Regions from separate parts of the Homo sapiens genome. Here regions 1 and 3 are each linked to region 2. A link is a loop called in an ENCODE intact Hi-C map of the cell type or tissue named here. Cell type or tissue: ascending aorta. All regions are shown on one strand. Links, peaks and the distances in the headings refer to the core of each region. The heading gives the core; the rest is flanking DNA. Region 1 overlaps LOC105369911 (a long non-coding RNA gene). Region 2 overlaps CRADD (CARD and death domain containing adaptor protein). Region 3 has its middle 72 kb from the start of PLXNC1.

Region 1 (6,082 bases), core at 493-5,492, 100 kb after region 2:
TGATCGCCACCTCTGTCAACGATGATGATAGAAGAGAACAGGATTTCCAAATGAGTGGCTGAATTCCCTGAGCGTTTTTTATTTTTAATGAATTTTTCTCTTCCTTTTTTCCAACTTTTGGGCCTGCTCTTTATCGCGCACAGAAAGAAAACATTTCCTCAGTGGTGGCCAAAGCTCTTTTCAGGTTCTTCCACAGCAACAATAAATCAGCACAGCCTCTCCTTGTGGCCACCGTAGATTTGCTGACCCTCTGCGTCTGCTCCCTGCCAAACCCAAGAGCTGAGGGTTGGGCCGTCAGCATCTGCCCCTTTATGCAAAGGGTTTCTGAAATGACAAGTCATGCCCACAGGACCCTGCTGTAGAATTCCTCAGGGCTGGGCAGGGACTGAGTGGGACAGAGAGAGACTCCAGTCCCCCTTCTTAGATGTGTTCTCAGAGAGATAAACATTTCTATTTGGTGGGAAAGGATCCCACCAAAAATGGGCTGCTGGTATGGTGTCTGGGCAGAAAAACCACTGAAGTGTCTCCCACAGGGCAAATCAGGAAAACGTGGGCATCAAAATAAATAACAATGGGTCAGGCGCAGTGGCTCATGCCTGTAATCCCAGCACTTTGAGAGGCCGAGGGGGGCAGGCCATTTGAGGTCCAGAGTTTGAGACCAGCCTGGCCAACATGGTGAAACCCCATCTCTACTAAAAATACAAAAATTAGCCGAGCATGGTGGCAGGCACCTGTAATCCCAATTACTCAGGAGACTGAGGCAGGAGAATTGCTTGAACCCAGGAGGTGGAGGTTGTGGTGAGCCAAGAGATCACATCACTGCACTCCAGCCTGGGCAACAGAGCAAGACTCTGTCTCAAAAAAATAAAAAATTAATAATAATAATTATAATAATGGCAGCACATTGAACCCATTAAATATAATAGGAAGCCATGACTCCACCTAACTGAATACATAAATGGAAAGTTTAATGAAGAATAGGATATATGTATGTTTTTAAACTACCTCACCACAAAATACTTATTAATTACTAAGAATGACTTATTAATTACAAAGTCTAAACAAAATACTTATTCATTACAAAAAGTACAAGAACCAGTGGAAAGCCTGACAGACGCTTCCTTAAGCAAGAGATCAAAGTGAACACTATCATGATGGGACAAGCTGAGCTCATGTGTCACCTGACAGGATGCAGCAAGAAGACCCCGACATCCCGTTGGTGACATTCCTGCCAAAGACACATAGCCTGAATCTACTTGTAGGGAAACACAGACACACCCAAACTGAGAGGCATTCAGCAACACAGCTGACCTTGAAATATTCAAAAGTGTCAGGATCAGGCCAGGCACGGTGGCTCATGCCTATAATCCCAGCACTTTGTGAGGCTGAGGCTGGTGGATTGCCTGAGCTCAGGAGTTCAAGACAAGCCTGGGCAACATGGTGAAACGCCGTCTCCACCAAAACAATACAAAAAATTAGCCAGGCATAGTAATGTGCATCTGTGGTCCCAGCTATCGAGAGGCTGTGGCGGGAGAATCGCTTGAGCCTGGGAGGCAGAGATTGCAGAGAGCCAAGATCATGCCACTGCACTCCAGCCTGGGAGACAGAGTGAGACCCTGTCTCAAAAAAAAAAAAAAAAAAAGTATCAAGAAAGACAAAGAAAGACTGAGAAGGTATTCCAGACAAAGGAAGTAAAAAACACAGCCAGCCTGTAGTCTCAGTACTTTGGGAAACCAAGACAGGAGAATCACTTCAGCCTAGGAGTTTCAGACCAGCTTGGGCAACATAGTCAGACCCTGTCTCTAAAAAATAAAAATTAAAAAAAAAAAAAAAAGAACCAACCGTAACTTGGTTCTGGACTGGATTATTTTGTTGTAAAGAACATTATTGGGACAATTGGCATAACTCAAATGGGATCTGAGGAATAGACAGCAGGGCTATGTCAATGTTGATTTCCTGATTTTGCTGGTTAATGTGGGGTCATGCAGGACCACATCCTTGTTTGGAGGAATTCCACCCTAAAGTATTTAGGGGCAATGGGACATCAAATTGCAACTTACCATCAAATGGTTTAGGAAAAAATAATTCTTTGTACTGTCCTCCAATTTTTCCATAAATGTGATTTTGTTTTTCAAAATAAAAAAAATAAAAAAGAAAAGTAAGAAAAAAAAGAAGTCAGTGCCTTGTTTAGCTGGGAGGAAGGCCATGGTCTTGGGCACAAGCCTGAGATGTTTCTCGAAATTGAATTGCCTCTTTGCTGACTCCTGTGGGGACCTGGGTGGAAATGGAGGAGGGAGGCCTAAGATATCAGATGAATAAGTTTGCTCATAATCTTGCTACTCAGTTAGAAGGATTCATGATGATTTGTTGTGTAATCTTTTAGGAATGTGTGTGTGTGTGTGTGTGTGTGTGTGTGTGTGTGTGTGTGTAGAAACCTTTTTTTTTTAACTGGACAACATACTATGCCTACCGTTTATGAGCTTGCCTACTTCATGGTATTCTTCAACATCATTTTTAAAGGTTAGCTAATGAGTATCCCATTGGATGTGAATCATCATTTAGTTTACTAACCCCAGCTGGAGTTGGATTTGACATTCCTTGGTCCACCCTCCATACCTCATATTTTCAGTTCATGCTGTGCCTCAATGAGAAAGAAAAGAGGGAAGAGCTGCCAGGTTCTTTCTGGAAGACCTTATATTGTTTCCCACTTTCCCATGAACAGAATTGGGCAATGGGAGGAAGTTTTGAGGAGAGATTAAGATCATGCTCAGATGAGCTAGGTTTAATGACCAATTCTCCTCTTACCAGCCATGTGAAGTTGGACATGTTACCTGACATCTGTGTGCCTCAGTTTCCTCATCTGTAAAAGGGGGTGAAATGAAAAGTACCCATCTCACAGCGTTATTGAAAGATGAACAGACTCTAAGTAGCTGGCACATGTAAGTGCTCATTGGTGTTGGCCATTGTTAATACTATGAATAAATGTAAGAGGCAACTTTTGAGGTCTGCAGAAGGTTAAAAAGACACCAAGTGGGGCAACCTCCTCTGCCGAAGGGGAAATAGTCCTCTGTGTTGGTGGTGAGGCATAATTATGATGGAAAAAACATTTTCCAAGGTCTGGAACTGACGTGTACTCCTTGTGACATTTTAATCTGTGAGTAATAGATTCCATTGCCTACAGGGCTGCAATTTTTCCATTTATTGCTTTTTCCTCTTCTCTCCCAAACCTGGATTCTGCCTTTTCTCAGCTCCAGCCTGCCTCTAGCAACCATGAACTGTTTCTGGATAATCCCCTTCCCGCGCCAGCTTCTCTACTCAACTCAGGCAAGGAAGCCGAAAGCCCCAGAGCCACACTGCCTTTCTCGGGGAAAGTGGAGAGGACCTACTGTTTGCTCCATTAGTTACATTGCTTTCCATGCTCATGACAACTCTCTAATGCAGACACTGCAATGATCCAGGGTGCAGCAGAGGGGTTCCATGAATGGGCTTTGGAATCAGCGAGTACAGGACTGGCTTTGCCTCTCATACACTCACTGTGAAACCTGAACATCTGAGGCTCAGTTTTCTTATCTCTAGAATGAGCGGGACAATACTAATGACCTTACAGGACTATTAGGAAGATTGAGTTAAATCACACATGTAAAGTATATGCTTGTATTAGTCTGTTTTCACTCTGCTATAAAGAACTGCCTTAAACTCGGTAATTTATGAAGGAAAGAGGTTTAATTGACTCACAGGTCAGCATAGCTGGGGAGGCCTCAGGAAACTTACAATCATGGCAGAAGGGGAAGGGGAAGCAAGGCACCTTCTTCACAGGCGGCAAGAAGGAGAAGTGCCAAGTGAAGGGGGGAGAGTTCCTTATAAAACCATCAGATCTCGTGAGAACTCACTCATTCTCACAAGAACAGCATGGGGAGAATCGCCCTTATGATTCAATTACCTCCACCTGGTCTCTCCTTTGGCACATTGGGATTATGGGTATTATAGGGATTACAATTCAAAATGAGATTTAGGTGGGGACACAAAGCCTAACCATGTAAATGGTTAATTAAACCTATTTCCTTCAATGATACAGCCCCTAGAGCACAATGGATGCTCAGTAGATGCTAATTACCATAATTATCATTATTTGGAGTTGAAAAAATGAGCCTTGGGGTAATATAATTATTATAACTATAATTAATAATTATACTCTTCTCATTACATTTTGGAGGTGCAGAAACCCTGGTATACTTATCTCTAAGTTTAGTCCTTTTCCCACTGTACACAGCGGCTTGTCCCACTGTGCTGAAAACTACCATTCCCCTATCTTCTATAGTAATAGAAATTCTAGATGATTGTATGACCACCAGCTAAGATTACATTTCCCAGGCATCCTTGAGGCAAGATGTGGCCATGTGACTAGTTTGGCTGGTCGAATGCGCGTGGAAGTGGTATTTGAAGCTTCCTGGTTAGGTATTTACAAGGAAAGGGCCTGCTTTCCCTTGTCCCTTTCCCTCTTGGGTTGACTGAGTGGATTTTGACATAGAAGGATATAAACTTCTATCTTGTGTAAGCCATTGTATTTTGAGTCTCTTTGTTACAGCAGTCAAACCCTCAAAGAGAGGGAGTAGCAGTGTTGGTAGTAACAGGACTCAGGCTAGGAGTCAGGAGACTTGGCTCTATCCCTCATTTGCTTCATGGCTAAAATATTCATTTGCTCCCTTATCTGACAACATTTTGCCAGCACCTGTACAAGACATTAGCAAGAGATAAATAAAACATAGCTCCAGAAATTATCTAATCCATCTGCAGTCTTGGTGATGTTATCCATGTTAATCTTTCAGGACGATATGCTCACTTATAGAGGATATGGAGTTCAGTTGCAGATGCAGACCAGGGCTCTTAAATAATTGCTCTGCAGGTTCCAAACATTTTATGGGTTCAGAATGGGTTACAAGGCTGTTAATATACTGAGCAAAATGCTTAAAACAATCATAGATGTTGAGACACTTACTAATTGCAAATCCTTTGCAAGATATCGAACCTCAGTTCCAGTTGTCATATGGAAATAATGGTATGAAGGGAATTAAATTAGAGAACACATATAAAGTACTTAACACTCTATCTGACATTTAGGAAGCAGTCAATAAGTGCTGTTGACAATGACAACAATGAAAACAATGACAATGATGATGATGATGAAGGCATAGGCTTGATTTTCCACTGCCCTGGAAAATCGGCCAACCAAGGCCCTCAGAAAAGCAGTCATCACCAATACTCTGCCACCCATGTGTACTCTGAGGGCCAAACGAGGCTGTCTTTGTTAAAACACTTTTTAAGAAGGGAGATGTGATAGTGGGGGGACATCTTTGACAACATCCAAACCTGCAGCATTCCACCCTACCTACCTTGGTCCCTCAAATTACTTTTCTTGTCTTTGCCAAGCTCCCATCTGATGACTGCTGCTGCATTGCAATGCTTTACTATTAACTCTGAGGGGTTATTCTATTGACTAGTGATCGTCATCTAGTCTCCATGTCCACTGGGATCTGTCCACATACATGCAAAATTCATCAGATAAAAGTCAGGAAAAGGAAAAAGTTTTAGTCTAATGATTATATTAAATAACCTCTTTACCTTTGAATACTCATAATGAGTTACCTTTTTGAATTCTGGAATGCTGACTCTCAATACAAGGTGCTATACATGGAATTTCATATATATTGTATTGTATGTTCCTTAATTCCACAGACTAATGATTATTATCCTGACTGCAGGTAAGGAAACTGATTCAGGATGTAACTTCCTAGGTACATAGAGGCAAATCAAGAAACTAATAAAGTTTAAGCTCAGCCCCCTTGTTTACACAATCCTCTTCCAAGACCCTGTACTGATCTCGAATCCATGTTTGTGCTCTTTTTCTTAGAGAGCCCCCCGAATTTTATCAGCTACAAGCCCTACAAAATCTGGATCTGTCCCTATAAGTCATATAGATGCTAAATATTGGAGCCAGAATTTGAACAGCAATTATTTAGTATTTTAATTAAGTGTAACTTGAATTCTTTGTAATTTATTAAAATAGTGGTATAGGCACATAAAG
Region 2 (6,082 bases), core at 618-5,617:
GGCTTTAGGCTCAGGATGGGGACGTTAATACATTCAGCAGAGGCTGGCTACCTATACTGGCACCATTGAAGGACTCTGCCCTGGCTCAGTGCTGGTTTTGCTTGGTGATGCAGTGTAGTGTAGCAGGATGATCACCAGCTTTAAAGCCAGATCAACCCAAATTTGAATCTCAGCATTAGTCCTCACTCTGCTTTGAGACGTCGGGCAAGTGATTTAATCTCTTGAAATCTCAGTTTGTTCATCTGAGTAACAGGTGGTAAAATACATACATTGAAACGCTGCTAAAAGATTAAGCAATGAGAAGGCAAAATGGTACAGCAACTTTGGGAGACAGTTTGGCAGTTTCTTATACAACTAAACATACTCTTACCATATGATCCAGCAATCCATCTCCTTGGTTTTTACCCAAAGGAATTGAAAACTTATGTCCACACAAAAACCTGCGCACACAAATGTTTGTAGCAGCTTTATTCATAATTGCCAAGACTGGGAAGCAACCAAGATGCCCTTCAGTAACTGAGTGGATAAACTGTGGTATGTCCATCTGTATCTTTTATTCAGTGATAAAAGAAATGAGCTGTCAAGCCATGAAAAGACATGGAGGAACATTAAATACACGTTGATAAGTGAAAGAAGCCAGTCCAAAAGGCGGTATACTGTATGACATCTGGAAAAGGCAAAACTATAGAGAAAGTAAAAAAGATCAGTGATTGCCAGGCCTTCGGGGAAGGGAGTAAGGGATGAGTTGATGAAGCATAGGGGACTTTTAGGGCAGTGAAACTCTTCTATAGTATCTAGAATACTATATTACTCTATCAATCATAGAATGATACTAGAGAACATACTGTAGTGATGGACACATGTCGTTGTGTATTTGACAAACCCTTCTTTGTGTTGTACACGAAGAAGGAACCCTAATGTCAGCTATGGACTTTAGTTAGTAAGTCTTCTAAAAAGCTTAAACAAGGCAATGTGTATAAACTAACTGACTAACTGGCATAAATAAATAGTGGACTTCAAAAAAAATTCATAATCCTAGCACTTTGGGAGGCCGAGGTGGGTGGATCAACTGAGGTCAGAAGTTCAAGACCAGCCTGGCCAACTTGGCAAAACCCCATCTCTACTAAAAAAATACAAAAAAAAAAAAAAATTGTATTCTAAGTTCCAGGAATGTCATTTAGACATAGTTTCTTTTGGGGCTAGATGTATCAATTTTCATTAAAGGTGATATTATTATTTAAAAATCCAGCTGGTTGCTAAATGAGAATTAGCTACCCTTTATAACCAGGGATTGTTTCAAAGAAATGTAGTTATTTTCTCCCCTGTGGCCTATCTTGTGCAAAGTTAGTAATAGTTTGTTGCCAAATCCAAGGAAAGCAAACTCTGGCTCAGGCATGAGATTTATTTTTCTCACCATGATTTACAACTGGTGTAAAATTCAGGTCTGGACTTGGTTAGTTATAATGCTATCGCAATATACCGCATCTTGAGTTGATTTTGCCATATCCTGTATTGTTATGTAAAATGCTAACTTTAATTGAGAATTGCCCCAGTAGAATATCCTTATTTGTCCTGCATGAAGTTTCTCCTCTTTTGTATCAATTTTTTGTATGGTTCAAATTAGTGCGGGAAGAAAAGGCAGGAAATACAAATTTAAGGGATATGTGTTATATCATAAAAGAATTGTATCACAAAGCATTAAGACAATGCACAGAAAACTTTGCCAATAGCTGATAGAGCAGAAGGGATTGTATAATTAAATAAGAACTAACACCTATTTTGTAACTGGAAATTGCATTGTCAGAGTCCCTTTCCTTTTATCACTAGATGCTAAGAATCTAGCCATGTAAAAACTCCCAAAACATCCAAATTCAAAAAAACTGGAATCTAACGTGGTAATGCAGTTGTCAAGAACACGCAATAGTCTTTGGGCTTTTACAAAGCACTGAAAACTAAATGTTGCATTTGTGCCCTTATCTTCCACAACTTCTTTCTTGGCAGCTTTTCTTGGCTCACTTCAGACACACAGAATTTCAAGTAATCAGGGAAAGTTGGGACAGAAACTTCCTCTGTCTTTCCATGGCCTTTTCTTTTTCCTTTACGGATCTGTGATCCTATGCTTTCTCTCACATTCACATTATATGTGTCAGTTGGAGAAATCTTGATGCCCAGTTTCATTTGTTTCTTCTGTCCCACCTGTAACTAATTTAGGTTGAGTTCTCCGGCTCATGTATCAGAGTGTGTATGACAAATTATCTCAAAGCCCAGAGGGCCTCGGTGGTCCAAGTCCCAGCAACAAGGGACACCTGCTGTCATGACATGGGCTTGACCTGGGTTCTGTGGACATTAAGGAACCACTGTCCTGAGAGGGGGGTATGGAGCTAAGCTAGGGGAGGGAGCAGGATGAGCTTAGAGCTGCCGAGGAAACGGAAAGAGTCTATAGGCTTTAAAAAAGAGGAGAGAAAGAAAGAAGAATAAAAGATGTTTCTGGAGACTCTGAGAATAGTTAAGAGTCCAGGGCCAGCCAGAATCACCCTTTCCCCCAGCTACCGAGAGTGCCACAGAGCAGAAATTGACTTGGAAGATATTGCTCCTAGACCAAAAGTCCAAATTAAGGGGTATAGGCAGTTAAGGGCAAGTGAGGGCAGTAGAGATGGTTGTCCGAGTCCAGTGGCCATGAGAGGTTTCTCAGCTGCCTGCCAATTCTCTTCTGGGACAATGCCAGCCATAAAGTACAAGCCATGCTTTGGTGTGGGCTGTAGACATATTGTTTTCCCATAACTACTGTCATTCAAACAGGATCTAGTTTCTTGGCATGAGCAAATTGTTCCCGCTGAATACACACACTATGTCCGCTATGGGGCAAGGCAAAGCGAATCCTCCAAGGAACTGGATGGATTTTTCATTCTGAGATAAGCAGTTTTTTTGTGGGGGCGGGGGAGGTGGAGAGGAGCCAGCTTCACTCTCTGTTCATGCGAGTTTTGAATGAAATGAGTAAAGTTCATGTTCCCCCCAGAGTACACAAGGTTCAAGTGGGATTACCCAGTGGGAATCCAGCCCGATTGTAATTTAACTTGTTCGAGGGATCTAAATATTTAATCTGCCTTCATCACGAATCCTAGAATCCTATGTAAGCAGCAAAGGCCGAGGGTCTGAAAGTAAACACTGCAGTTAGAATCAGAAGTGTTGCAACTAGCACAACTGCTGCTGTGACGTCCTACAAACTTTGGAGAGTGCCAGAGGAAGCTAGCCTGAGAGCACAGAACTGGCAGTCACGAGGCCTGCATTCTCCAGCTTCGCCTGCCACCAACTCTCTGAGCCTCCAGGCCTCCTTTGTCAAGTAAGGACACAAGCAAAGCATCTCAGAAGACAAGTCATTTTCATAACTGGAAATGAGACAGAGCCAACAAGGATGCGTGAAACCAGCCACATAAATTGTGAAACCTATGTGATCATGTATATGTACAATGTTTTCTTAAAAAAAATTACCATTCCTAGATCTAATATCAATTTTTTGTATGATTTTGCCCCACATTTTGCTCAAATTATGCAGTGTTTGAAAGAGATTCTCTGCAGAGGTTGGAATCACCCCCTTGGGTGCTGGTAGCAATCTGTGAAGGTAGCTTTTTAGATGTCACAATGATTGGGGGTGGGGTGCTGGTGACATTGGATGGGCAGGTGCAGAACTGCTAAACAATGCTCTGGGCAATCCCACAAAGCGACCACCTGGCCCATATCTGGCATGACTTTCATGTCCCGCCGGACATTCAAGGAATCCGACTATGTTTTCTATATAAACATATAGTATTTTTCACATCTGAAAATATACACTGAATTTTCCAGGACTGTGTATAAATAGAGGTAAGATTGTACTTTATTTTGCTCAGAACTTTACCAAGAGTTATTAATAATCTCCAAAAAATCAAATTATAGCAAACACTAATGATGTTTGAGTCACTAAGCAACACACCTATATCTGTCTGCATTGTGATATCACATTCGTGGTTATTCTACAGGTACAAGAATCTGAGCCTCCCTTGTCCTTTAGTGCAATCAAGCAGAGTATCCACATACTGAAATACACAACATTTTCTGTAAGCTATTTTCTTTTCATTTCTCCTTTGTATTACAGTTTTCATGTTATATTAATTTAAAAACATGGGCAGGTTATATGATCTATGGATTTTATACCAGATTAGTAGAGTACTATAAAATGTTTGTTATAAAAAGTGTGTTTTATTTGATTGGGTTGAAAACTTCTGGGCCAGGTAATCCTAAAGTCTCTTAGCTTTTAAATTTTGTGAGCCTGTGAGATTATTTAGCCAAATGCCTTCATTTTTACTGGTGAGTAAACTGAAGCCCATTCAGTCTTTCATGCATTGTATTGCATTCAGAAATTGCTGTGATCATTGGGAGGGGAGAATGAAACTACCAAGCAAAAGAATATGATTTTAGTTTATTCTCTCCTTTCTTTTCCAGGATTACAAAGGCCCAGGAATAGCTAGTTAGCTTGCCCTGGTGTCACTGCTCACTCCTGTGAAGAATAAGGATAAACCATGAGGATAGTAGTGGTAATGGTGAAACAGAAAGAACACAGAAAGCTGATTCTAGAGTAGGGCTATCTAATAGAAATATCATGCAAGCCACCAATTGGAGCCACATATGTGGTTTACATTTGGAAGTAGCTACATTTTAAAAAGTAAAAAGAATATGTAACATTAATTTGAATGATATATTTTATTTAACCCAGTATATTCAAAGTATTATTATTTCAACATGAAAGGAATAGATTATTATTTTTTAAAGGCTTAATTTTATTTATTTATTTACTTATTTACTTATTTTTTGAGATGGAGTCTTGCTCTGTCGCCCAGGCTGGAGTGCAGTGGTGCGATCTCAGCTCACTGCAGCCTCCGCCTCTGTGGTTCAAGCAATTCTCCTGCCTCAGCCTCCCAAGTAGCTGGGATTACAGGCGTGTGCCGTGATGCCTGGCTAATTTTTTTTTTTTTTTGGATTTTTGGTAGAGGCAGGGTTTCACCATGTTCGTCAGGCTGGTCTCAAACTCCTGACCTCAAGTCATCTGCCTGCCTCAGCCTCCCAAAGTGCTGGAATTACAGGCGTGAGCCACCATACCCTGCCAGAAAACAATTATTAATGAGATATTTTATGCTTCTTTTATACTAAGCCTTCAAAATCTGGTGTGCACTTCACATTTAGAGCACACTTCAATTCAGACACAGATCATTTCAAGTGCTCAGTAGCCACACATGTCTAGTGGCTGCCATATTGGGTAGTGCGGCTCTAGTGCAATGGCTTTCAGCAGTTCTTCTGTTTCTACCCAGTTCACCTGTCTAGGCAGGAGACTTCCCATCCCTGTAGAATGACAATGGATGGGGAACGGGGGTGCAGCAGGTGGAGTTTACCATCACCTACTCCCTGCACTCGTCTGTGCACTAGAGTCATAGGCTTAAAAAATGTGAGACGGTTTCTGCTAAGACTTACTTGCAAGGTCATGCGACGACGTAGCAGGGTTCAAGCCTTGGAAGAGAGGACTAGTGATCTGAAATCAGAGGTCTGCCTTTGGAGAAGTGGTTGCTTGCCAGGAATTAGAGGGCTTAGTCCTGTAGAACTTTACTGAATAATTTTACAAATATAGTATTTTTAAAGTAATACCTTTTTTTTTCTCATTGTATCTTAATCTCATTTGGCTCATTCATGGTGCACAAATATAAAAGGTATTAGACCAGATGATTGTTTAAGTCTCTCCTAGTCGCTGTCACTGTCTCCTAATTTGGAAGGAGGTCCATCGGAGACTCAGATCTGGTCCTTCAAGAGACTGTGACTTCCAGCCAGGTCTCTCCCCAAGTGGCTCTGAGGTTTTTGAAGTGTGTTTTCAATGCCCAAGAGCTGTCTATGTTCAGCTGTGTGTGTGCTTGTGTTGTGGAGTCGGGTTCGGGACAGGGAACGTGGAGCTTAACCAGGCAAAGTGCTTTACGTCTATGACCCTGTTGAATCAGTGGAACAACCATTTGAGGTCGATGCTGTCGTTATTCTCATTTTCCACAAAAGGAAACAGAGGCAA
Region 3 (6,082 bases), core at 458-5,457, 260 kb after region 2:
CATTCACATAGGTGCCAACCTATAATATAAATGACTGGCCTTATCCATCATGTTTGAATATTCCCAATGGGTGGCACATTGTGTTCCATTAAAAATAGCTGGGTAAGGCCACTTGACAGAATTTTAAATAGGCAATATAAATTGTTACACACGTCCCTTCTGAAGGGACATTTTTAATGTAGAGTCTTTTGTCTAAAGATAAATTTCTAATGTTCTTTCCACCTGTCTCCTATGCCCCCAGAACACCCAGTCTTGGCTTTTCTTGGTACTTTACTAAATGCCACGAAGCTGAGGACTCACTGCTTTTCAATGCCAGCATTTCTGACCCAGGCTCCTCTCCCACAGCCAACCCATCACTAGGGCCAAATCAGCAATTGTACCTGCCGTAACAATCTGGGTGAGCGCCCAGGGGACAGCCTGTTCTGGTTGAAGCAGGACCTGAAGTTCTTACGGCACATTGACTCAGCAGGACTCAGATGCTTCCACAAGCCAGATGGGCAGTGGGGGTTTCCATATCCTCAGCCTGCAATCTCTTTAGCCCAGATAATAGGCCCACCAGCTGGTCATCCACTCCCGAAGTTTTCAGCTGGGCATTTCTCCATCCATTTAAAAGTACAGTAAGCTTTATAGATACATAGATGCTCCAGAACCATTTGGAATAAATTGAGCATGTGGCAGAGGAAGAGGGCAGGGGATTTCCAAGAACGACCAGCAGCACTTGGAGATTTGTTTCTTAAAAAACACGACTCCTTTTCTTCTCTGATCCTGTGGTCTATTGTGAAATGACCAGAGATTTCTCCCAAGGATCTTGAGAGAGAGAGAGAGAGAGACAGAGAGAGAGAGAGAGAGAGAGAACCAAGTGCTATCGGCAAAGAGGCCATACTTGGATGCCATGATCATCAGACATTTCTCTGGCCCCTAGAATGAGTTGGAACAGAGATGCGGCGTGCAAAAGCCTGAGCCTGGAGCCCGGGGTGATTTTAGAAAAGCAACACTCCCTCACCTGGGAGACACAGAAACCTTGAGAAAAGTGTGGAGCATGTGCTTGTGCTGAGGTGATCTATATATCTGGGGCCCAAGGTACCTGCATGGACAGCTAGTTAACATTCTTATTTTTGCCATTATTACTTTTGTTTTCCTAACTCCCCCGGACTCACTCTGCCCACCCCCACCAATGTTGTCTCCCCATCTGAAATGCCCTCCCTCAAAGCTCCCCTCCTCCACGCTGTCTTTCCTGACCAGAGTTCTCACTGACCTCCCGCTGCTCAGGGCGCTCCTAACAGTCATCTACCCACGTTATTCTGTGCGTATGAATCTGACATTCCCAATATGATTGTGCGTCAGGCGCCAAGCCTGGGCACCCTTCGTTATTCCACCTCACTACCCAGCCAAAGCGGGTGTCTGCTAAATGCCTGCTGACTCGTTGGCAGTGGGCTGGGACATAGAAATAATCTTTAAAAACTGAATTGGGTAATACAATAGACTTTGTGAAAAACAGATATACCTGAATGATGAGAAACAAGTTTGGCAAAACAAGACAGTAGAATTATTCCATCATTCTGCATCTAAAAAAAGTTAGAGGGAGAGAGAAAAATGAAAAGTTCCCAGTGACATCAGCTTTGGCAGTCCCTAATGGAAAGTGGCCTTGCCAGAGCCCTGCTCCCTCGCTCAATTGGGAACGCTTTTCATTAATGCTATTAACCTGGCCCCACAGTCAGAGGCACAGCCTGCTGGGCCAAATGTGCTCGGTTCCAATTGCTGAATCATCTCCATCTCTTTTGCCCTTCCTAATACCTTCAAGAACTAGGAGAAGCAAAGGAGGGCAGCAAAGAATTAGAAGAAGCACCAAGCACTATCAACATTAGCAAATCAGTACTAGGAAGTAGCTTGGCCGCTTCCTTCCATTTCCTTCCAACCCTGGGAACTCTTTCCATTAAAAACATTTCTCCACCACATCCATGTTTTAGACTTCTCACTGTATCAGCCCAAAGGAAAACTCAGCTCTCCATCCCCAACCACATACCATGAGCGATTTCCTTCTAAGGGAGGAAAGTCACCCTTTGCAGTTTACAGCTTAATTGCTTGACATCAATCAAGAAACCCTAGTAACATCCTGGGAATTCTGGGACCTTCTGAAAGCAGCCTGGAAGATCAGAAGTCTTTCCAGCTGCCCCCTAGACTCAGCATGATTAAAAGGTGCGGAAGGACCCCCAGATGGGAGATGTGGAGAAAAACACCAAGAAGGAAGTGAAAGTCAGACATAACCAAGAAGGAGGCAAATTTAATCTTCTCTGAGCTGGAAAATTAAAGCCAAGAGAATTCTATTATTAGGAACCTCTGTTCCGAAGGCTGGGTGGGGGCGGGATGCAAAAAAGGCTGCACTGCCCTCTATTGGGACCTAACAGCACTCAGCTAAGGGCTCTTCATTCATGATCTCAGTTAGTCATTGCACAACTTTTGGGAGCTATTAGTAATGGAAAAAAGACCAGAGAAATCAAGTAACTTGCTCTAGCTCATGCAACTAGGAAATGGCACAAGCAAGGATACTAAACCAGGGACAAATGGCTTTCCCAGTTTATTTTCTTGCCATTCATCTTTATAGCCAAGCTTTTCCTCCTTGGACCCAGAACATGGCATGTTGTAAGCGTTTGCCAGCAGTTCTCTCTGGCATGATGGGTCTCAAAGCTAGCTGCCTATTAGAACTACCTGGAGACATGCTCTAACCTGCCAAGTGTTCAAGCCCCACCTCCAGTGATTCTGATTTTAATTGATCTTATGTAGATCCTAGCTTAAGTAGGTTTTAAAAGTTCTCCAGGTGATTCTAACATATAGCCAGTGCTAAGAATTCCTGTTCTAGCTGCAGAAGATATAGAGGCAAAACACATGGCCCCTTCCAAACCTGGGACTTGTATTTAATAGAATTTAATACGTTTAGAGGGCTTCACTAAAGAAAAATCACTTTTGAAGGCTGTAGGCTTTCTAGTGGAATGTTAGTTCTGCTTTATGGTATGGTAGGCTGAATAATAGTCCCCCAAAGAGCTTCACGTCTCAATCCTTTGGAACCTATAAATAGATTACTTTACACAGAAAAAGAGACTTTGCAGATGTAATTACATTAAAGATCTTGAGTTGAGGAGATTATCCTAGATTATCTGGATGGCCCAGATATAATCACAAGGGTCCTTCGAAGAGAGGCAGGGGAGTCAGAGTTAGAGAAGATGTGATGATGGAAGTGGAGGTTGGAATGGTGTGAGGAAGGAATACAAAAAATGCAGTGGCCTCTAGAAGCTGAAAAAGGGAGAGGAAACATCCTCCTTTAGATCCTTCAGAAAGAACAGTCCTGCACAGGCTTGACTTTAGCCCATTGAGACTGATTTTGAACTTCTGACCTCCAGAATCATAAGAATAAATTTGCATTGTTATGAGCCACTAAATTTGTGTTATTTGTTACAGCAGCAAGGGGAACTAATACAGATGTGGTGCAGCTCGCTTCAGCCATCTGAGGCTTGGGTTCCTCACCTCTAAAATGGATACTCATACCTACTTCAATAGGACTAAATTCAATAATTATAAGGAATTCTTGTGGCTGGCACACAGTAAGTGTTCAATAAACGGCACCTACTATTACACTATTACACCTACTACTACTACAGCTACTATTACACTCATCCATAGAGGAACCTGGGATTCTCATCTCCTGAGAATCCCAGGTTCCTCATGCAGCTCTGAGTCAAAACAGGTGGGGCACAAAGTGGAAAAAATATAATAAGATGTGAGAAGAAAGAGGCTTTTAGTTGTGCCCAAATACATTTCTACAGGACAAGGGATCAAGGTGAATGGAAAATAAATTAGCAAGAGAGCAGTGGCAGCAGAATTTCTCAGCCAGCTGGCCTCTGGGGGATGTTTGCACACGCTGGTTCTGAACATGCTATCAGATTCCTGGCACTATTGGGTCCACTTCCCAGGAACTCAGCCCCTTATTGTAAGAATTCACAAAGAGAAAGAGAAAAGGAATTAGAATCATCATAATACCTAAAGGACCCAGAAATATACAAGTTCCCCTGTCCAAATACAGCTAGCCAGTCAATTTCTGAGCAGTTGGACAATTTCAGGTTCTTAAGCTCTCACAAGAATAAAACATTGTTTTCTATCTATGTAGTGTTGGTTGGATTGATAGTATTAATGGACATTCTACCATGTATGAGACTTATGACCTTAGGCAAATTACTCTGTTCTTCAGCTTCTTCACCTGTAAAACAGGGACAAGGGTAACACCTAGTTGTAGGGTTGTCATGAAGATTAAATGATTTATACATGCAAAGGGCATAGTAAAGTGCCTGGCACACAGTCAAGTGCTCGGTAAGTTAGCTATTAACATTCCCAGCAGGGTTATTTTTATTTTGGAAAAAGACATGAGGCTAGGTGAAGGAAGCCACCGACTTAGAATACTTTTCATGAAGAACAGTATTTTTGTTGTTGTTGTTGAGACAGGTTCTCACTCTGTCACCCAGGCAGGATGGGGTGCAGTCACGCAATCATAGCCCACTGCAGCCTCAAACTCCTGGGCTCAAGCAATCCTCCCACTTCAGCCTCCTGAGTAGCTGGGACTAAGACACAATCCACCACACCCAGGTAATTTTTTTATTCTTTGTACAGACAGGGTCTCACCATATTACCCAGGCTGGTCTTGAATTCATGGCCTCAACTGATCCTCCTGCCTTGGCCTCCCAAAGTTCTGAGATTACAGGTGTGATCCACCGTGCCTGGCAGAAAGACAGTAATTTTTAATGTCCTTTTATTGTTTTATGTAGTTTTGTTTTTAAAGGAGCTTCAAGAGAAAGAAGTCCAAAATAGGAGCCAGATACAGGCACGTATTCACTCAGCCAATATTTATTGACTGTCAATTATATACCAGGAACTTTTCTAGGAACTGGGGCCTAAAGATAAACAAAATCTGTTCCCTACACATAAGGAGTGTTCAGCATAATGGTGGAAAGAGAGATGGTAGATTCCTAGCACAAGACAGCAAGACACATGCTGCAATAAGAGTAGGTAGGGCATGGTGAAGAGATACATAGGAGAAAATCTGATCTGGGATAGGGGACATCAGGGAGGACTTCCTGGAGGAAGCAACATCTAAATTGGCTGAGTAGGTTTGCAGATGGATGATAAGGATGTGGAGAGTTTTAGAGGAAACCAGCTCTTCCGAAGTTTTGAGGGCAAGAGCAAGCAGTGTTTTCAGGAAACTGCAGTCAAGATGAACCCAAGGGGTGGGGCCAGGCCTGAAACGGGAGGTGAGAGATTCAGCAGGAGTTCTAAATGCCATTCAGATCACAGATCACAAAGATGGAGAACCATGATAACGAGTTTGTATTTTAGCTTGAGGACAATGAGGAGCTGTTGAAAGGCTTTAAGCAGGGCAATTTCACAATAAGATTTGAGCTTTAGAAAGATCACTCTCAGGAGAGTAGTTGAAAGACAAGATCAAAGTCAGAAAGACAAGCTGGAAAACTATTGCAATAATTCTGGTGAAAGATAAAAGAAGACAGAGTCAAGGTACTGGCAGTGGGGAATGATTAGGCATGGACAGATGTTAGAATGGCAGACCTGCAGACTCTGTGATCAGGTGAGAAAGGGAGGAAAAAAATCTCATTTCCAGGTTTCTAACTTGGATGAAAGGTGGTACCACTCACTAATTCAGGAAATCCAGGAAGCAGAAGTTTGAGAGGCAGGTAATGAGCTCAGCTTTTGACACCTTGATGTGGACACATTGAAGGCCTGTGGGGACCTTCAAGTGGACATGCGCAGTTAGCAGCTAGATATGAGCCTTGAGTTCAAGATGAAGACTTGAGATTTGAGTCATTGGCCCATAGTTCGTCTATTTGAAACCATGGGAATGGGTGAGACCACCCGGGGACAGTGAGGAGTTCAAGGTGGAGGCATGATGTCCTCTGGCAAGAATGCTGTCTAAGGAGACACAGAGATAAGACAGTAATTGGAGGGGAGCAGGAGGTAAAGGGAGATAGTGTTTTGCTGTTTTTGTGTTTTAACAAACACTTGAGATTGTTGAAATGTTGCTGAT

What was found. Hi-C counts contacts between places; a loop is a spot of excess contacts. Peaks named below come from ENCODE experiments on the same cell type or tissue, not always from the same donor. Only the 100,000 strongest peaks of a DNase experiment are listed, where the experiment ranks them.
Region 1: it touches region 2 in a loop (2.1-fold over the local background); 2 of 110 quality-filtered maps call a loop at or near these places.
Region 3: it touches region 2 in a loop (9-fold over the local background); 11 of 110 quality-filtered maps call a loop at or near these places.

What each region holds. Positions count from the first base shown.
Region 1 is chr12:93,915,266-93,921,347 of GRCh38, forward strand. The region is part of intron 1 of LOC105369911 (a long non-coding RNA gene); the gene reads right to left. Among named protein-coding and RNA genes, the nearest start is that of CRADD-AS1, 180 kb to the left of the region's middle. In ascending aorta, for the core only: no CTCF peak of the experiment used is centred there; DNase peaks (open chromatin) are centred at 2,266, 3,074 and 3,346; H3K27ac peaks cover 4,121 bases.
Region 2 is chr12:93,811,388-93,817,469 of GRCh38, forward strand. The region is part of intron 2 of CRADD (CARD and death domain containing adaptor protein); the gene reads left to right. Among named protein-coding and RNA genes, the nearest start is that of CRADD-AS1, 77 kb to the left of the region's middle. In ascending aorta, for the core only: no CTCF peak of the experiment used is centred there; DNase peaks (open chromatin) are centred at 1,985, 2,269, 2,744, 3,244 and 1 weaker place; H3K4me3 peaks cover 1,709 bases; H3K27ac peaks cover 3,963 bases.
Region 3 is chr12:94,073,091-94,079,172 of GRCh38, forward strand. No RefSeq gene overlaps it. Among named protein-coding and RNA genes, the nearest start is that of PLXNC1, 72 kb to the right of the region's middle. In ascending aorta, for the core only: CTCF peaks have their summits at 1,731 and 2,396 (motif pointing left); DNase peaks (open chromatin) are centred at 1,331, 1,711 and 2,361; H3K4me3 peaks cover 615 bases; H3K27ac peaks cover 3,660 bases.